2 separate regions of the Homo sapiens genome follow, and region 2 is linked to region 1. A link is a loop called in an ENCODE intact Hi-C map of the cell type or tissue named here. Cell type or tissue: heart left ventricle. All regions are shown on one strand.

The links. Peaks named below come from ENCODE experiments on the same cell type or tissue, not always from the same donor. Only the 100,000 strongest peaks of a DNase experiment are listed, where the experiment ranks them.
Region 2: a loop joins it to region 1, with 4 times the contacts of the local background. A loop is called at or near these places in 60 of 110 quality-filtered maps.

What each region holds. Positions count from the first base shown.
Region 1 is chr5:113,374,656-113,382,655 of GRCh38, reverse strand. The region is part of intron 2 of MCC (MCC regulator of Wnt signaling pathway); the gene reads left to right. Among named protein-coding and RNA genes, the nearest start is that of TSSK1B, 56 kb to the left of the region's middle. In heart left ventricle, a CTCF peak has its summit at 3,519 (motif pointing left); no DNase peak of the experiment used is centred here; H3K27ac peaks cover 1,022 bases.
Region 2 is chr5:113,598,340-113,606,339 of GRCh38, reverse strand. No RefSeq gene overlaps it. Among named protein-coding and RNA genes, the nearest start is that of YTHDC2, 89 kb to the right of the region's middle. In heart left ventricle, no CTCF peak of the experiment used is centred here; no DNase peak of the experiment used is centred here; H3K4me3 peaks cover 123 bases.

The sequences.
Region 1 (8,000 bases):
CTTATTATTATTACCACCCGGTTTTAAGTCCTGGGGATTGGGAAAACAACTCCCTATTCAGCCTAACGTAAATCAAATACATCCAAAAATTGACACTAATTAGGCTGGGCACCATGGCTCACACCTGTAATCCCAGCACTTTAGGAGGCCGAGGCGGGAGGATCACTTGAGGTCACAAGTTTGAAACTAGCCTGGGCAACGTACAAAAAATTTAAAAGTTAGCCAGGTGCAGTGGTGCATGCCTGTTGTCCTAGCTACTCAGGAGGCTGATATGGAGGAGTTACTTGAGCCCAAGAGTTAGAGGTTGCAGTGAGCTATGATTACACCACTGCACTCCAGCCGGGGTGATAGAGTAAGACCCTGTATCCAAAAAAAAAAAAAAAAAGGACAATAATTAGATAAAGATATACATGTTCAATTAGTCCTTCTCTTTTCTATACTATTAACCTCTCCTTCTGACTCTATTTAGGTAAACTCCAGGATCTCCCTTCTGGGGGTGGAGGGAAACCCTCTCTTGACTTTGTGTCCCCATTAGTACTGCCTTATTTCTCTGACCCTTTCTTCAGTGAACTCTTACCATCTTCAGTCCTCACCACTCTGCTGGCCCTGCTCTTGCTGCCTCCATGTTGGCAATCCAAAGATTCCTTTTCTGCCCACATCTAAATCTTTGGATTTTGACCCAGCTGACCACTCCTTCATGCTAGCTATACTTTATTCTCTTGGACTTCTTGACACCATGTTCTCCTGTTTACCATTTTAGCTTCCCTTTCTCAGCCTATACTACTTCCAAATTTGGAGGTGCCTTGGGGTTACATTCTCTCCTTAGATGATTTCTTGTGGTCCCATGGGTTTATTTATTTATTTATTTGAGTCAGGATCTCACTCTGTCACCCAGGCTGGAGTGCAGTGGTGCAATCATGGCTCACTACAGCCTCAACCTCCTGGACTCAAGTGATCCTCCTGTCTCAGCTTCCCAAGTAGCTGGAACTACAGGCATGCACCACCAGGCCCAGCTAATATTTTGTATTTTTTTGTGGAGATGGGTTTCACTATGTTGTCCAGGATAGTCTCAACTCTTGGACTCAAGCCATCTTCCTGCCTCAGCCTCCCAGAGTGCTGAGATTACAGGCAAGCACCACCATGCCGAGCTTGGTCGTATGGTTTTAAATACTAGTTTTGTACCAGTAACTCCCAAATATAATTATATATATCCCTGCCCTTTCCTGTGATCTCCAGAATCAGGTTAAATTGACATGTATTCCTAGATATCTTACAGACTTCCAACCTTAATGCAGTGAAAAAGAACTTTTGATTCTGTCCCCTACTTTTTCTCCCAGGCTTACTAGTCTCCCAGATAACCTTTACCTAGGAAATATCTGCATTTAGTAAATATCTGCATCTTGGAAATATTTCTGTTCATCTGTTTGCTCAAGCTGGCAAGTCCCACTGTCTCGCGTGCAAAAGTATAGCCAGAATCTGCCCACTTCCTTTGCTCTCCTGCCATCACCGTGTCCAAATCACCATCATATCTTGCCTTGCCTACTAAAATAACCTTTAACTGGCCTCCCTGGCCCCTTCCTTGGCTCCTGACATTTTATTTTCTACCCTGTAGTCAGAATTGTCTTTTAAAGTTATAAAATCATGCTTAGTTCAATCCCATGTCTAAAACATTCTGTGGCTTCTGTATCATCTTAAAATAAAGTCCAAATTCCTTACCACAATGTGGTGCACACCACCCACTCTGAGTTGATCTCATCTTGCTCCCCTGACTTACCATGTTTGCCACAGTCACACTGGCCTTCCTGCTTTTCCTCTAATTTAGCAAACTCAGCCTGTCTCTGAGCCTTTACTAGGCACTTAACCGGGCTTAAATATTTCCTCTTCAGAGAGGCCTTTCCAAGCTCAAGCAGCCTCTCCTCCTTTCCTCATTCACATGCCCTTAACTGCTTCATACCACTCACCCTTATCTGACATGAGTTATGTACCTCCTTGAATATTTACTTATCTATCTTTCCCCATACAAATAAATTTCCACCGGATTACTAATGACGTTGATTGTCATGTTTACTGCTATACTCCAGCACTTAGAATAGTGCCTGGCACAGGGAAGATGCTTGGTGCATGTTTGTTGAATGAATGAATGAATGAATGAATGAGCAATGCACTGTCATGCTACTTTAGGGACACAGGGAAGTGCAGTGCACAGTTCCAGACACTAAATAACTTATAATGTGATTGTGGATGCATAAGCACATGACAAATTAAGTGACAATAAGCTTTAAAGTAGAGTTAACAAAAGTTTGGAAGCCATCGAATGGTACAGAAGTTATGGTCTGCTCTGTAAGAGGAGCTAAGAAATACTGTGAACAGGAGTTTCAGGAAATGGTTACCTGTGACTGTAGGATGGAGAGAAGTAGAAAGAATGTTGTGCTGTTGTGAGAAAAGCCTAAGAAAAACTTCGGTTTAATAGTTAAGTGCCAGAAGAAGTTTATTGTCAGCCTCGACATTTCACAGCACATCTACAGCAGGGAGCTGGGTTGGCAGAAAAAGACTAGTCAAAACATTACATGCTCAGCTCGGAAGAGGAATTTCCATAGATTCATTCCTCCTAAGTGTTTTCTGCAGAACACTGATTTAAAGAGATGGTTATAAATATTATGTGAGGAAGGAATTTCTTTGTTAAGTACATGTGAAAACTTTGGGTTAAACTAGATTATAGTTTTCTTTATGGCAAGACATCTCGGAGCCTTTAATATGCTATTGTTTCTTGAAAGTCTCCAGAAGAAGAATAAAATATAAGCATTTTCCACACTTAATTGACTATAAACTTTTACTCACAAAGCTTCTCTTAGGCCATGCATTCTCTGCTCAAAAGTTCTTTGGGTGAAAATTAAGGCACCTGAACAAACACGTCATAACAGATTTTTATATCGGTTTAAGCCATCCCAGAAACAATATTTTTAAATTTTTATGTGTTTTAGACATCAGCTATACAATTTAATACTTGTAGCAATAATACAAATGTTTTAAAATTACTAGTATTTATTAGCATGAGACAATTTGCTAGGCACTTTACTTGTATTATAATGCTAGAAAGATAGATCCCAATTTCACCACTGAGTTGCCATGGAACTTAGGCTAAGTTCCTGATTGTTCTGAGCTTTAAGTTTTTTATGTCTCAAGATAAAGCGGTAACACAAACATTATAGGGAAGTTGGAAAGATTTAGTGAGATATTACATGTAAAGTTCCTACATAGAGCTTAAAATATCACAGGTTTTCAGTATATAATCGTGTTGTTATCATTATCATCTCTAATCCTTGCAACTACTTTCCTCATCTAGAATAGAATGCTCCTTCTATACAGGAGGAAACTGAGGCTGTAAGCCACAGAGCAAGTAAGGAATAGAGAACACTCAGTCTGTTGAAAGAGATGATTGAGTCTCTTGCAACTTTAACTTAGAAAACTGACGTGATGAGCAAAGTGCAAACTGAAAATAACACTGCCACCCAGAGGCCACTCCCAGAAATGACAGACATATGGTCCTCAGGGACTTGAGGCAGGGTCTGAGGGCAATTCGTGTTAGTGAAAGCCCATCTTGTTGGCAGCAAAGTGATGCATACATTATACCAGAACAGTTGTGAGGTATTCTGTATGCTACCTAATTTTCCCATGAAAAACAAATAATCTAGGTTCATTATAATTACTTGTAGATTTCATTTTGAAAAGTGTGCTTTTCTTTGTGATTGGGAAAGACTGGAGTTAAAAAAGAAATTCTAGCATTAGATATTTACATATGTTAGCAATTCCAACGGAGCCTTTGTTTAAACATGCCCTTTTGAATAAATAGTTTTTCTTTTTTACTTCAGCCAAGCTGTAAACCTTACACATGGATTCCATGTACTTGTGTCAAACATGTGAATTATGTGAAAGGGGCAGTGCTTCAGGCTGATGGCCACTGAAGGGGCAGGGATTGCCTGAGGAGAGCTGATGCATCCCTTTGAGCTGACCTAATGAGGCTGTCACCTGTCTGTGCTTCTCAGAGCTTTGGGGGCACTTGTTTTTCTTCCTTTGGTCAGGTCTCAGAGAGCCCCAAAACTTATTTCAATCAAATTCCGTAGTTGTAAAACATTGTTTAAGATAGTAGACATAACAACCTGCTAATTAGTACAATTACCTTTAATTTATACTAAGATTAGAACACCAGGCACAATTTCCAATAACCTATATCTCCAAAGACTCTTTATTGCCCTTTCCTTGAGGTAGATTCTCACCTGATGTGTCAGCCTTCATTGCTGCTCTGATGGTGCCCCATGGTCTAAGGAAAAAATAAAGTACTGAAGTTTCTCAGAAAAACTAACAGTAAAAAAAAGTTTTCTCTAATAGGAACTCAAAAAGTTAGATGAAAGAATATGTGGTTGAGACAGGAAGGACCTCAAACCCACAAGCCCAAGGGAGGAAGTATGAGGAGATATCCTGATTCCTTGGCAGATTTAAAGAAACAATAAGCAGCCTCCTGAATTTGGGTTTGATATCTTGTTTAAAAAAGTTAAAACTACAGTTTTAATTAATATATACAAAATCTATTCAGCCCTGACATATCCCAGTTTTCCAGAATGAATGCTACTATTAGATTTCATTGTTAAAAATACTGCCCAGTGAGCATAAAACCAGACTCAAGTCACACACGATAGCCTTCAGCCCCATTTGAAGGTAAAAGGGTTTTTTTTTCATTTTTGTTGTAGTTTTGTTTTATTTTACATACTCTAAGCCCTCTGTCAAAGGGTAAACAATTTAATTTATTCCAATATTTAATTGGGAGTTATAAAGGCCTTTAAAGTCTTTAAGTAATGGGTACCATTTTACATTCTATTGTTGCATACTGAGAATGCTGTGAAGCAACTATCTATAGATTAAGTTTGGGCAAATTTAGCCAAGTCTTTGATTAGCAGTTAATTTTTGTCTCTTTTTATTAATCATTGTCCTTCCTGTCCTTGAGGAGTCCCTAATTCCTATTGATTCTTCTCTTCATACTTCTCAGATTGGCAGTACCATGGTCTAGGTATGGATCCTCCCTCATCTCTTGATTACTGGAGTTTCCTCCTAGTTGTTCTTTCTGCCTGCAAGCTGTTGATTTCAGTCAGTGCTGCTATGGCTTCCTAATATTTTTGCTAGGTACTCATGATACAGCTCTCTTTTATCTACTTAATTGACTATGCTGTCACCTCTGGATGCTTTTGGATGTCAAGACTCCTAACCATCTAGTGGGCTCATTCTACTATATCACATCATGTTTCCCACTGCTTCCCACATGGGCCCTTAGCTTCAGTAATGCTGGCCTTCTTATGACCCCTATACAACCCCTCAAACCTACTTCTTGAGTTTTGTTCCTTCTGTACTATATATTAGGGCTTTTTGGTGACAAGCAGCAAACACCCAACTCTAATACTTTGAAGAAGAAGTGGGAGGTGGTGAGAGAGAATGCAAATGTGACCATATTGGAGAAGCCTAGGCAGTTAGGTCCAGCATGGATGGATTCAAAGGATCAAATGTCATCAGCCTTCCTTCTGCTGTGTCTCAGCCCTTTCCTTTAGAATTGGCTTTATTCTCAGGCTCCTGGTCATGGCTTCCAGCAGCCCAAGTCTTACAGCCATTCTGTCGGGTAGCCACAGAGAAAAGAGGGATTCTTCTCTAATGGTGGCTTCACAGAAGTCCTGGGAATTGGTCTCACTAGCTCTTCTTGGGTCATATATCTATTCCTGAACAAGTCACTCAGACTATAAGAATGCAGTGATCTGATTGGCCAGGCCTGGATTACATGCTCAGCTTGAGAAATTAGGGTAGAGTTGGCTCTATCCCCATCTTGTGGACTAAGAGCTGAGGAAAGAGCAGGTAGGGAATCAAGGTGCTGTCACTACCAGAAAGGCGAATGAGTGCCGGGCAGGGAAAAATAACAGATGCCCATTCCATGGTTTTAATGGAAGTTTTCTTTTTATGTGTATTTTCACCATCCTCAAAAGGCTTTAATAATGCTACATAATACTGATATGTGTGTGTGTGTGTGTGTGTGTGTGTGTGTGTATAAAATATGGCAACTAGGAGATTCATGTGTGTCTTATACACAACCCAATTGTAAGTTTCTAACTGAATTGGTAAACATTTTATTTTATGTCTCTTAATGTGTTTTCATTATATCTTGTGCATTTAACTGTCATTGCAATTATCAGCCACATTGTGTTATAATCATCCACTGTATATCCATCTTCTCTACTCAATTATGCATGTTGGGCAAATAGTACAGAGACTGACACAGGGCATGCATTGGGTGAGTATTTGGCCAATAAACAAATATACCAGTGAACAAAGCTCTCTGATACCCATAGCACCTAATCCCATGGACAACAACTATTTTCAATTTATTGTCAGTCTTCAAAGCATGAACCTGTTTGTTCAAGGTACAGTTATTCCTTTGAAATAAGAAATGTGTGCTTGGATCTGAGCAACTTTTAAAGAGAAAATCAGTCCAAGTAATGAGTTAAAGATCAATATTACCAAGGTTAATTTTTTTATTTTAAATCTACTCTTATCCTGAGGATATAGTCTCAAGCTGGATGAAATGAAAACACCAGAACACTGAGTTCACATCAGCTAATATCTAGTACGTGCCTTCGCTATGACACTTGCTGCTAAATTGACAGAAGAAAGAGAATGTGTGATGTGGCTGATTGAAAAACATGGCCACAATATTTTGCAGCTTTTCCCATCAAGAGGTGGAGTATTTTTTCCCCACCCCTTAAATCTAGGGTGGCCTTGTGGTTTGCTTTGAAAATAAAATGTCACAGGAATGAAATTGTGCAAGTTCTGGAGCCAAGGCCTCAAATCCCTTGCAGCTTCTTCATTCATGTCTTGGAACACCCCTGCCACCATGAAAGAACATCTGGACTAGACTAACAAAAGTTGAAAGACCACACAGGGAGGCCCAGCCAACAGCCAGCACCAAGCCCCAGACATGGACTAAGTGTGGATATCTTAGTCCCTCCAGCCCCTGTCAAGCTACCAGATGACTATAGTCACATCAGTGACCCCAGATGGGACAAGCCAAAGTACTGCTCAGCTAAGCCCAGCCCAGCTGAGAATTGTTGACCCCCAGAATCACGAGAAACAGTAAATTGTTGCTGTTTTAAGTCACTAAGTTTTGTGGTGGTTTTTTATGTAGCAGTAAACATGAAACACATAGAGAATTATCCTTAAGAAATTTGTGAAATTATTGTGAATCAAGACAAAACATATAAATAGAACTAGTACAGGATCATATATGATCAAGTGAAAAATGTGTGAAGCAAACAAGTTGTGCTATAGGAGATGAGAAAGGAGAATCATTGTCAGAAACCAGAGAAGACTCTTGGAAGAAATTAAGTCCAAGCTGATCTTGGAAAACTGGAAAAAAAAAATGGAACAATGTTGAAATAAGGAAACACACCCAGGTCATGATAAGTTGGAGAAGAGCTCAATAGAAAGTATTCAACCTGTAATTAAATTCAATGTCCCTGTGCATCATACCGAGTTATATGAACATCCAGGGAGTACATAGCTGTGGTTGGGTGTGGGAAGTACTAAAAGCTCCAAGACAAACATGGTGCATCTTTTTTTTTTTTTTTTTTTTTGAGACAGGGTCTCACTCTGTCACCCAGGCTGGAGTGCTGTAGCACAGTCACGGCTCACTGCAGCCTTGACCTCCTGGACTCAAGCCATCCTCCCACCTCAGCCTCCTGAGTAGCTGAGACCACAGGCGTGCACCACCATGCCCCAGCTAATTTTTGTATTTTTTGTAGAGATGGGATTTCACCATGTTGCCCAGGCTAGTCTTGAACTTCTGGGCTCAAATGATCCACCTGCCTCAGCCTCCCAAAGTGCTGGGATTTACAGCTGAGCCATTGTGCCCAGCAAACATGGTGCATCTTCTCAAGCATCAATTTAGTTGACTATTTGGAGGAAAAGTT
Region 2 (8,000 bases), 220 kb before region 1:
TCCAGCCCCATGCAATGGCTAGGTTTCCATGAAGGGAAATCAGTTCAAAACACAGCCAAAATGCCCAGAATGGAGGCCGACAGCCTTGAAATGAAAGGATGTCCCAGATGGGGCCCCAAAATGAAGCGGCGACATTGTCTGGGATAAATACCCGAGGTTCGTTGTTTCACGCCAAGGGATTCAAGGACATGGACACACAAGTAGAGAGTTTAAGAGCAGAGGTTTAATACGTAAAAGAAAAAGAGAATAGCTCTCTATTCTGCACAGAGAGAGGGGCACCCGAGTGGGTCTTCCAGTTTTGTGATGAAATAAACGGGGTTTTGTAGATGAGCTTGAGGAGGTGGTGTCTGATTTATATAGGAGGAGGTGGTGTCTGATTTACATAGGGCCCAAGAGATTGGTAGAACCAGTTGTTATGTTTGCATGGGGTTCAAGGAAGCTGCCCATCCCACCCTAATCTTTTATTGTGCAGATGGGCTCTCTACCTGGCCAGCGCCATGTTGTCTGTTCCTTACTGTACACGTGGTTCACAAAGGGAAGATGGAGCCACCATGTTGAACATGACTGGCCCCCAGGTAGCCTTTCTCTACTGGCACAGCTGCTGGTATTTACCTATGCAAGATTTTAGCTTGCTTAGTTATGCTTGCAGCTTGATTTTTCAGGCTGCTTTTTGTTAGAAAAGAAATGATTTGGGGGCTGCTTTTACAAAAAGGAAAGCTTACTGAGGACTTTCTTACCCTATCTGCCTAAATAATTTCCAACTCCTGTATCGAAACGACTGTACTTTTTCTACCACATTATCTTTGTGTCCTTGTGAAAAAAAATCAGTTGCCCATAGATGTTGAGTGTATTTCTGGACTTTCCATTACTTTCTACTGCTCTATGTGTCCACATTTATGTAAAAACCAGGTTGTTTTGTATACTAAAGTGTCTTAGTCTGTTTGTGTTGCTATAAAGGAATATCGGAGATGGTAATTTATTTTTTATAAAAAGGTTTATTTGGCTCATGATTCTGCAGGCTATACAAGAAGCATGGTGTCAGTATTTGCTTCTGGTGAGAGCTTCAGGCTGCTTCCACTCATGGCAGAAGGCAAAGGGGAGCCAGCTGTACAGAGATCACATGGCAAGCAAGAAAGCAAGAGAGAGGGGGATTAATCTATTCACATAGGATCTACCTTCATGACCCAAACACCTCCCATTAGGACCCATCTCCAACACTGGAAACCAAATTTCAACATCAGATTTGGAAGGGGTCAAACAAACTATATCCAAACTATAGCATAAAGCTTTGTTAAGTCTTGAATTAGATAAAAATTAAGTATGGGCCCTCTAAAGTTGTACTTTTTCCATTGTTTTGGCTATGCTAAGGTCCTTTACATTTCCATATAAATTTTGAAATCAGCTTGCCCATGTCTACAAAAAAGCCCACTTTTGTGATTCTGATGAATCTATAGATTTTGCAGAGAACTGACTTCTTAGCAATATTGAGTCTTCCAACCCATGAAAAAGTAAATCTTTGTTTTTTAGGTCATCTTTAATTTCTCTCAGCAACATTTTGTACATTTCAGTGTATAGGTTTTTCGTATCTTTTGTCAGTTATTCCTAAATATTTATCTTTTTTGATGCTTTGTAAATGGCATTTTTTCTTATTTTAACTTACAGTTGTTTGTTGCCAATATACAGAAATACAGCTGGGTTCTTGTATATTGATTTTGTATCCTGGAACCTTGTTAAACTCATTAATTAGTTCAAGTAGCTTTTGGTAGTGGGAAACTAATAATTTTCCCTGCCCCAGAATCTTTGTTGTGATAATATAACTTTGCTATTCCTTTGGAGAACCATTTCTTTTCTACTCTTGGTCCATGTGTTTGGGAAGACATTTAACAGAGACTAATTAGCACAGTGATTGGTGTAGAGACAATGGTGTACGTGACCAGTTCATCCAATGAAAGTAAATGCTGGAAGTTATGAGGAAGTCAATGGGAAAACATTGCTTTTTCTAGCTAGTTCAAAGTAGAATGTTACTGATTTCAAATTTAAGTCCATTGTGGTCAGAGAACACACTTTGTATGATTTGAATGCTTTTAAATTTATTGGGATTTGCTTTGTGGCCCACAACAGGTCTATCATAAGTATTATATGTGCACTTGAAAAGACTGTGTATTCTAATCCTGTTATGTGGTAAGTTCTATTAATGTTAATTAAGTCAAGTTGATGGATAGTGTTTTTCAAGCCTACTATTTTTTGCTGACTTTATGCTTACTTTTTCTAACAATTATTGAGAGACATTGAAATCTCTGACTATAATTGTCAACTTACCTATTTTTCCTTGCAGTTCTATCAATTTTCACTTAAGTCATTTTGAAGCTCTTTTATTATTAAGAGCATAAGCTTTTAGGATTATTATATCCATTGATCTTTTATTAAGTTACTGTCTTTATCCCAATTATATTCTTTGTTCTGAATTATCCTTTGTCTGACATTAATATAACCATTCTAGCTTTTTAAAAGTTAATATTAGCATGGCATAACTTCTTTCATTTTTTTAACATTTAACCTGTGTGTCTTTACATTTATGATTCATTTCTTGTAGGCATCATGTAGCTGGGTCTTGGTTTTTTATCCAATCTGACAAGCTCTCCCTTTTATTTGGAGTTTTTGGACCATTCCACTTAATATGATGTATTAGTCTGTTCTTACGCTGCTAATAAAGACATACCCAAGACTGGGTAATTTATAAAGAAAAAGAGGTTTAATGGACTCACAGTTCCACATGGCTGGGGAGGCCTCACAATCATGGTAGAAGGTGAAGGCAAAGGCAAGTCTTAACATGGCAGCAGGCAAGAGTGCCTGTGCAGGAAACTGCCCTTTATAAAACCATCAGATCTCGTGCAGCTGATTCACTATCATGAGAACAGCATGGAAAACCCACCCCCGTGATTCAGTTACCTCCCACCAGGTCCCTGCCATGACACACGAGGATTATGGAAGCTACAATTCAAGATGAGATTTAGGTGGGGACCCAGCCAAGCCATATCATAAGATTACTAATTTTTTCAGTTTGAGTCTATTGTCTGTTTTCTATTTTTGTTGTTGTCTTTGTCTCTATTTGTTATTTCCATTTGTTTTTTGTACCATTTTCCCTTTTTTGAAGTTTTGCAAGTCTGGTGGGAACAGGCACTATTTTTGGCCATTTATAAGCACCAGGCACTGTTTTCTTTAATCCTTTCAGATGGTTCTTTTCCTGACTTCAGGTAGTTTTTGCACGCATGCACTGATCAGCAGCTTGCTGAACACTCCAGAGGGACCCTCTGCAGAGAGTTGCGGTTTACTCTCTATGAAATTCTCTCATCTCTGGTCTTCTGTCTGTTCTAAGAGCTCTAGGTGCTTTGGTTTTCCCACTCTTAACTTTGTCTCCTCAACTCAAGAACTCAAGAACCAAATAAATACAGCCAAATGATTTTTTGACAAAGGTGCAAAGGCAATTCAAGAGAGAAAGGGTAGTCTTTTAAATAATAGTGATGGAACAATTGGACATTCATGTACATAAAAATGAACCTCAACCTATCTCATACTTTATCCAAAAATTAACTCAAAATGGATCATGAATCTAAATATAAAACTATAAAACTTTTAGAAAAAACAATGGAAGAAAACCTTCATAACTGGGGGTTAGGCAAAGAGTTCTCAGTATGACACCAACATCACTATCCATAAAAAAAGATATAGCTTATCAAAATTAAAAATTATAAAAAATGTTAAGGGAATGAAAAGACAAGCTACAAATAAAGTATTTTCAAGTCACATATCTGACAAAGGACCTGTATTCAGAATCTATAATGAACTCTCAAAACTAACAGTAAGAAAACAATTTTGAAATGGTCTAAAGACTTGGAGAGGAAATATAGGTGACTTACCCAAAGAGGATATATGGTTGACAAATAAGCACATGCAAAGATGTTCAACATTAGTGGCTATTAGAGAAATACCACTTAACCCCATGATCAGATACTATTGCACACCTAATAGAATGGTGAAAATAAAGAATACCGACAATAGTAACAGCTATCAACAATGTGAAACAACTGGACCTCTCTGACATTACTGGGAGGAATGCAAAATGATATAGCTATTCTCAAAAATAGTGAATACTATTCAGCAATAAAAGAAAATAAAATGAATTGTAGATATAAACAATAATTTGGATGAATCTCAAAGACATTATGCTAAGTGAAAAAGCCAGTCTCAAAAGGTTACATACTGTATGATTCTATCTATAGGACATTCTCAAGAAGACAAACCAAGAATGTCAGAGAACAGATCAGTGGTTGGCAGGGGTTAGGGGTCGGGGGGATGATGTAACTACAAAGGGGTAGCACAAGGGAATTTTTTAGGATGATGAAATTGCATCCTGATTGTGGTGAAGGTTACCTAAATTTGTACATGTGTTAAAATTCAAAGAACTGTCCATCTTTAAAAAAGTTCATTTTACTCTATTCATTTTAAAAGTTAAGATTTAAAAGAAAACTTTATAGTAAACTAATACTAAATGGTGACATCTAGTTGTCCAGATATTCTGAGAAGAGCAAAGTGAAGAGCTTCAGTGGGTCCCTGAGTCTGAAACATGCCTGGTATATTCAAGGAATAGTAAGCAGGTCAGTGTGGCTAAAGTAGGATGAGTAGGAAAGGAGAGTAGAGGACAGAAGGTCAGAGATAATGAGAGATCAGATTATGTAAGGACTTTGGCTTTTGAATTAAATAGGGAGCGACTGCAGGGTGTTGAGCAGAAAATATGAGATGAGCAGATTTAATGTTTTAAAAAGATCACTGTAACTCCTGTGTTGAAAATAGATTTGTGTAGGGGGAAGAGAAGAGGAGGTAGAAGAGGGAAGATATCTTAGGAGCTACTTCAGTAACCCAGGTAAGAATGACTGTTTGCGGCTCAGTACAGAATGGTTGTGACAGATGTTGTGAGAAACGGCTGGAGTCGAGATATAATTTAGAAGGTAGACTCAAGATACTTATTTTCTGATGGATTGAATTGAAAAATGAATTGAAAAGGAGTCCAGGATGACTTCAAGTTTTCTGGCCTGAGCAACCAAAAGATTTAAACCAGCATCAGTTAAAGGGAGGACAGCTTTGGGTAAATCAGGACGGGGGAAAGAATAGTTCAATTGTGAATATGCTGTTTGAGATTCTAACAGCCAAATGAAGATTTTACATTTGGCTGGAAAGATCAAGGTGCATCCAGTGGCCTTAGGCATACTGACTGCGCTGTGTGGTCCTTTTGGTTAACTGTGGAGAGTTCTGGAGCAGAATGGGGAATCTGTGTTCTGGGAAGCTCATTCCACACCAGAACTAAAAGGTTGTAGTCACTTGTAAGTTACCTGTTCAGTTGCGGTCTTTTATTCAGGAGTGAAGTTTATTTGATTTATTCATCAAGACTTTCTCTGTCTCAGGATATAAGATTTTAAATGGTGAAGAATGCATCTCTAAAAACAAATTCTTAAATGAATATGTCTTTCCTTATAGTACTCATTCAAGATTATTCTTTTCTCATTGTTTATCTTTGCTGTAGTTTTTAGAGTCAGGCTGAGTCGTTCAGTGAATAAAAGGTGTCAGTAGATACAAGGCTGCTGTAATCTAAGCTGCCCAGAGAATCAGAAGGAACAAATACGAATTGTGGATAGGGGTGGGAAATATACAAACTCACTGAAGAACAGTTTTAGACAAAGTACCAGATAAAATGAAAAATAATGGCAACTGACAAATTATGAAAATTAAGTTCTTGATTTAAGAAGCCAAAGAGTGGAAATAGCAATGAAATCTGACATCAGCTCCAGCTGCAAATCTTTATGTGCATATTATGAAATAAAAACGTCACAAGATGTCTCCTTCTGGCCCTTCCCATTCCCCCAAATAGAAATTAACAATAGTACTATTTTAGATTCCAGGTTTATACATAAACACATTATATATGTATAGCTCTGTTTCACAGCCTAATCCCATCCCAAATCCCAAACCCAAATATCTTCCGACTAGGTTGTTAACTAACAAATCTATATACAACTCTTCTCAAGAGATCAAAATACAATGACTCAATACTAGATCCAAGGGAATAGATTTCCCATAATGAATCTGTAGGCTTCAGAATAAGTAAACAAGGGAATGTCTAGAAATGAAAGCTTCTAATATTCCTTCATATTACATTCATCTGCCATTTTTTATTTTTTTTGAGATGGAGTCTCGCTCTGTTGCCCAGGCTGGAATGCAGTGGCACGATCTCGGCTCACTGCAACCTCTGCCTCCCAGGTTCAAGTGATTCTTCTACCTCAGCCTCCCAAGTAGCTGGGACTACAGGTATGAGCCACCACACCCAGCTAATTTTTGTATTTTTAGTAGAGATGGGGTTTCACCATATTGGCCAGGCTGGTCTTGAACCCCTGACCTCGTCATCTGCTCGCCTTGGCCTCCCAGAGTGCTGGGATTACAGATGTGAGCCACCACACCCGGCCTCATCTGCGTTTTCTAAGTAGTGTTGTATTTAGTCCACAGCATCTTTGAGAAGGTATATTCAATATGCTAAAAACTATATAGTATTTGGAAAAACTATGACAAAGATATCATTCATGAAAATAGGATTTGACTACTTTCTCTTTTTGTGCATTGATGTTTGATGTGAAAAATCACAAATTAGCTGGGCATGGTGGTTCAAGCCTGTAATTGCAGCACTTTGGGAGGCCAAGGAGGGAAGACTGATTGGGCCTAGGTGTTTGAGACCAGCTTGGGCAACATGACAAAACCTTGTCTCTACAAGAAATACAAAAATTAGCTGGGCATGGTGCACATGCCTGAAGTCTCAGCTACCTGGGAGGCTGAGGTGGGAGGATCACTTAAGCCCAGGAAGTCAAGGCTACAGTGAGCCATGATCGTGCCACTGCACTCCAGCCTGGGTGACAGAGTGAGATCCCATTAAAAAAAAAATTCACAAATTAGAGAATAAGAATTAGTCAAATCTTAGATTCATAACTGTGTACAGTGGACATAGAAATAATTTAAATATATATCATCATTGTAAGTTGGCCATGTATTGGGGGGTGAGGGAGTGGGCAGTGAGGCATGGGGAACAATGCTTTTTTGAAGCCTCTGTGATTTCATTATATAATCAGAGTAATTGTTTTGCCACTACATATTCTTTCAGAATGACAGGAAGTTAGGAAATATTATCTTGAGAAATTACTAAGAACAGCAATTTCTGTACTATTTTGTGTTTTTCCGTCTTACCATTAGTTGTTAAGCTGCCGAGTCAAAATCAGCCTAGTTTAAAATAATCCACCTCACAGAAAGTTTTGATATAATAAACATTTTCTCTATTCATCCATTCACTTATATAATCTCTAAGGAAATATATTTTAATTTCCTAAATATCAGTATTTTCTTATAAGTGCACAGTGGATTTTTGTGTCTCAAAGCTAATTAAAAATATGAAGAAACTGTTTCATATAATAACCAAAAGATTCTGCACAGCTAACTTAGGAAAACTTACCGTATACTAAATTGAAAGCTAATTTCCGATACTGACTGACTGCAATAGAATGGAATAAATGGCATTTGCTTTTTTGTTACTATGAACATAAACCCAAAAGCCTGTTTCTACCACATGTGCATACAATATATGCACAGGTATGTGAGTATATAGTTGTATTATTCTAGGCTTGATTTTCTCATTTTGATTAATAAAATTAAAGGGTTTTTTTTTTCCAATTGGCTAAATGAGAACTCTCTGAATTTGTGTCAAATACATTGATAATCTTATAAACTCTTGACTTTCAACTTCATAGCAGAATATTTGAAAATATTCACTGAATTTCAATGTGCATGTTAAAGTGTTGTCTTGACTTAATTTATATAAGTAGATTAGGATATGTATATGATATAGAGGGAGGAAAAACTGAAGAATATATCTGCAAGAGCTTATCTCTATTAGCATACTATGCTCA